Regions from separate parts of the Homo sapiens genome. Here region 2 is linked to region 1. A link is an interaction called in ENCODE POLR2A ChIA-PET data of the cell type or tissue named here. Cell type or tissue: PC-9. All regions are shown on one strand.

What was found. Peaks named below come from ENCODE experiments on the same cell type or tissue, not always from the same donor. Only the 100,000 strongest peaks of a DNase experiment are listed, where the experiment ranks them.
Region 2: POLR2A ChIA-PET joins it to region 1 with 5 read pairs; 3 of 35 experiments call an interaction of 5 or more read pairs at or near these places.

Annotation. Positions count from the first base shown.
Region 1 is chr10:24,824,695-24,827,194 of GRCh38, forward strand. No RefSeq gene overlaps it. Among named protein-coding and RNA genes, the nearest start is that of ARHGAP21, 100 kb to the left of the region's middle. In PC-9, no CTCF peak of the experiment used is centred here; a DNase peak (open chromatin) is centred at 1,527.
Region 2 is chr10:24,936,006-24,938,505 of GRCh38, forward strand. It overlaps PRTFDC1 (phosphoribosyl transferase domain containing 1), which reads right to left. Exons shown (of 9, transcript NM_020200.7): 3 at 1,179-1,362. Among named protein-coding and RNA genes, the nearest start is that of PRTFDC1, 15 kb to the right of the region's middle. In PC-9, no CTCF peak of the experiment used is centred here; no DNase peak of the experiment used is centred here.

The DNA of each region.
Region 1 (2,500 bases):
AAAGATAATGGTGACCCTTTGAAACGTTAGCAGCTTTTGAAACTATGCCAAGACCTCAAAGAATTTTGCTGGAAACATTTTAAGTGTATATGATTTCTCTTCAAAAGACATTGTTTTAAACCAAATTGTTTTTCTTGGGCTTAATGACAGGATTTAGTATTTAATGAAATATTCTGGAATGAAGGTTGAAAGAGGAAGTAGAAATATTACACTTATTAAAACCCTCCAAACTATCAAATATTCAAGTGAACCCCTTCCATTTATTAGAAAGCTAAAATAGTTTCATGGAAAAATAAGTATAAATAGCTTTTGTTGAACACCTTATTTAGAATCATTATTAATTATTATCAATTGATAATCTTCCTATATGAGATGTCAACATCTTTTTTCTAAAATTCCATTTTGATGCTTTTAAGTATTTGGAGCCAATTATTATCTTGTTGTCAGCCAGTTTGATTGCAGTGTATTTCTTTTAACTCTTGGGGTATTTTTTTTCCCAGCAAAATAGGAATGCAAATACCTGAAGAATAACTGGCTCCAATGAACATTCTTCTTTTTTTTTTTTTTTTTAATTTACTTTTAATTCTGGAATACATGTGCAGAACATACAGGTTTGTTACGTAGGTATATGTGTGCTATGGTGGTTTGCTGCACCTATCAACCCATCTTCTAGGTTTCAAGCCCCACATGTATTTGGTATTTGTCCTAATGCTCTCCCTCCCCTTGCCCCCAACCGGCGACAGGCCCTGGTGTGTGATGTTCCCCTCCCTGTGTCCATGTGTTCTCATGAACATTTTTCCTTCTCTGTCTGGAGAAGCAACGGTAGAAAAATTTTAAAGGGCTCTAAGTGTGTATAATACCTTTGCAGACAACAGGTTTATTTTTCCCCACTTCCATTTTAAAGATGAATAAAAGACTAAACTAAAGTAAGAACATCAAGAAAATGCAGGGACATGTTTCAAGAATCTTTAGTAGTGTGAATATTATGCATAGTTTATCTCTGTCTGAAGGACTGTGAGTCAGAAAGGATGTGAAAAACATCTGGGTAGAAAAAAATAGTGTATCTAGAGATACGTTTTGCAATCTCTGCTCCTTATCTTCTTTTCAGTGGTTATCAAAGACTGCAAAGATTTTATAATATAAAACCCCCAAAAAGAAAGAACAGCCTGCATGTGAAGTGCTTAAGATTGATATCTTGTTTCTTATTTGTTCACATTTATTTTTAGTTTTCTTTTTTCAAGGTTGGACAAACTCAAAACAAATTAATAGAAGAGACTTAGGAACTAATCATTGTAAAAGTTTATGGTGCTATATTAGACCAAATTCCTGCACATGTTTGTCTCTAGGAAAAAAATTAATATGCCAATGTTAGACTACATGAAGACAGTAATAACTCAGGGGAAAAAATGGAAGGCTGCCCATTGTAGAAACATGTCCAGAAAAATCACCGATTGTAAAGAACATCCTCTCTCCTTATATAAGCTACCAGATGTTGTTGAATTGAATTGAGAAGAGAAAAAAAGAAAAAGCTTATGAGTCATCGGGTGCAACCACGGTTGAGCAAAGTTTAGCAGCCCTTTTGATTAAAGCATGTTGTGGTATGTGTAATAAACAATGTTACAACACGAGAAAATATTGATTCTGTACCAAACAGAATTTAAGTATTCAAAACATGATTTGAGCCATAGATCAGAATGATATTGAAAATAGATGACATTTAAGTGAACAGTGGTCACATACATAGTGTATGATAAAAAACGAAACTATATTAGGGCCAATAAATATGACATGTCTTGGGAGACATTTTACTTTTGATAATACTAAAGATAACTTTGTTTATCAAGTGTGCATATGAACATGGAGAAGTTCATCAGTATGTGTATTTTAAACACTGGAGAAAAATACTTTCAATGCTTGCCCATTTAGAAAATCTTTTGTTTTTGAGACGAAGTCTCGCTCTGTCGCCCAGGCTGGAGTGCAGTGGCGCGATCTCGGCTCACTGCAAGCTCCACCTCCAGGGTTCACGCCATTCTCCTGCCTCAGCCTCCTGAGTTGCTGGGACTACAGGCGCCCGCCACCGCGCCCGGCTAATTTTTTTTGCATTTTTAGTAGAGACGGGGTTTCACTGTGATAGCCAGGATGGTCTCGATCTCTTGACCTCGTGATCCGCCCGCCTCGGCCTCCCAAAGTGCTGGAATTACAGGTGTGAGGCACCGCGCCCGGCAGAAAATCTTAATAGCTTAATACAGCGGAAAAGATTTTGGGAAGTCTAGACCATCACTTCTATCATCCCTCCTACTTCCCCTCTGCACCCCAAGACACATTTCAGAGAAATCTATTATTTTTTAAATGTTGAAGTGTAGACCAGACAGAGAATTGAGAAAAATGTTCTTTTTTTTTTTTTTTTTTGACAGGATTTGGTTCTTGTCGCCCAGGCTGGAGTACTATGGTGAGGTCTTGGCTCACTGCAACCTCCACGTCCTGGGTTCAAGGCTGCCTC
Region 2 (2,500 bases), 110 kb after region 1:
TCTGACCTACAGAAACTTTAAGATAATACACGTGTATGTTGGTTTAAGCCACTACGTTTGTGGTGAGTTTGCCACACAGCAATAGAAGGCCAATTCAAAGAGTGATTCATGAATTAAAATGTGTCAAGTTAGTTTAGTCAACGAGAATATTTTCATGGTTTGACTCCAAGAGCTCCTCACCCAATAGTAAGTTATTTTTAATGTTTTACTATGCATTAAATCAAAAAGCATCAAAGAAGTTAACATCATAGAGGGAGGAGGAGGGAGACTAAGGAAACAACAGCTTTTTTTTTTTGGCAAGAGTTTCATTGTCATCCAGGCTGGAGTGCAGTGGTGCCATACAGCTCACTGCAGCCTCTGTCTCCTGGGCTCAAACAATCCTCCCACTTCAGCCTCTTGAGTACCTGGGACCATAGGCACATGCCACCACACTCAGCTAATTTTAAAAATTTTCTTTTTGTATATAGACAGGGACTCACTATGTTGCCCAGGCTGGTCTCGAACTCCTGGCTTCAGGGGATCCTTCTGTCTTGGCCTCCCAAAGTGTTGGGATTATATGCATGAGCCACTGCATCTGGTTAGGAAACATCTTTGGAGAATAATTCCATTAATTCTGCCCAGTGGTGCCCACAGAAAGACAGAATTAATGGAGTAAACTGGTGGAGGGGCCTTCTGCTGGAGCTCCCTGGCCTTGTTTCCTCACACTTGGCAATGTGCTGTCCCTATAGCCTTCCCTTCTTTACTTCCAGGCCACAACTGCAGCCACCCAAGTACTAAGACTCCTCTCTGGGCTGGACACCCTCCCATAGGTCCCCAGGACCCATAGTGACATCCAGAGTAGAAAAAACAAATCAGTGTTCACACTCTGACCACACACAGTTGTGGGGCTGGGCACCAGGATATAACCACTCACTTTATCACCATAAAAGAAAGCACAAATCATTACTGCTGAGTCTTCCCATATATGTGAAAATAGAGAGAAGGTCCCCACCCCACGCCCTAAATAGTATCATTTGAATTCTTATGTTAGGTTGCCGTATTCTTGCAAATTAAAATTACCCTTCATTTTCATCTCCATTTTTAAAAATTGCACTCTTCATTTTCATAACATTATTGATTCTTTTATCCTAAAGCATTGTTAAATGAAATGTCATAAAGCGGAACTTGTAATAACTTACCCTGTAACTTTTTAGTCTGATGAAATCAACCTTCATTGAGACAAATCGATCTGAATTTCGGCTGATGTTCTTAAGGTGTTCTACGAGATCAGCACAGAATTTGTAACCTCCTTTAAGCACACACAGGACCATGATGTCACTATATCCTATGTCTTTCATAATATCCTTGGCCAGCCGCTCAATTCTGAAAGAAGGATAAAAGATATATTAAGGCACAACTACTTCTGAGTATTTATGTTGCTTTAATGAAATGCAAGATGTATTGTACGTATTCGATTACTCAGAGGAATGTGGGGAAAACCTTGGGAAACAGAAACCCACCGATAGAAAAGCTTTGTTAAGGTTGAACATAAGGTGTTCAAAACATACTGCTTTTTTTTTTTTTTTTTTTTAAGATGGAGTCTCACTCTGTTGCCCAGGCTGCAGTGCAGTGGCACGATCTTGGCTCACTGCAACCTCCACCTCCTGGGTTCAAGTGATTCTCCTGCCTCAGCCTCCCAAGTAGCTGGGAATACAGGCGCCTGCCACTATGCTCAGCTAATTTTTGTATTTTTAGTAGAGACGAGGTTTTGCCATGTTGGCCAGGCTGGTCTCGAACTCCTGACTTCAGGTGACCTGGCCACCTTGGCTTCCCAAAGTGCTGGGATTACAGGCATGAGCCACCATGCCTGGCAGTATTTACTGAATTCTAAAGAAGACACACGATCATAAAAAATGTACATCAGAATATCTGGCATGCTCCTTAAAAAGGAACATTTGGGCCAAGAGTGGTGTCTCACACCTGTAATCCCAGCACTTTAAGAAATCCAAGATGGGCAGATCACTTAAGGTCAGGAGTTTGAGACCAGCCTGGCCAACGTGGTGAAACCCCGTCTCTACTAAAAATACAAAAATTAGCCGGGCATGGTGGCGGGTGCCTGTAATCCCAGCTACTCGGGAAGCTGAGGCAGGAGAATCCCTTGAACCAAGGAGGCAGAGGTTGCAATGATCTGAGATTGCACCACTGTACTACTCCAGCCTGCGCGACAGAGCAAGGCTCCTTCTCAAAAAAAAAAAAAGAACATTTGTTTCCAACATGATGAAGTAAGGAGGTGAACACATCCTCTCCAGAAAAGCAACTATAAAACTGGGCAAAACTGCCAAAAACAACCATCTCATCATGTTGGAAATCAACCAAAGGCATACAACAAACTGAGAAGCATTTAATTCTGAAAACCCTGAACACTGGGTGGAAACAGCATGAGTCTGGGGCATTCTTGTGTGGGGATGCTCTTATTACCCCCCAGCCCCTATCCCCAGCTCTGTTGTTCAAACAGGCAGTT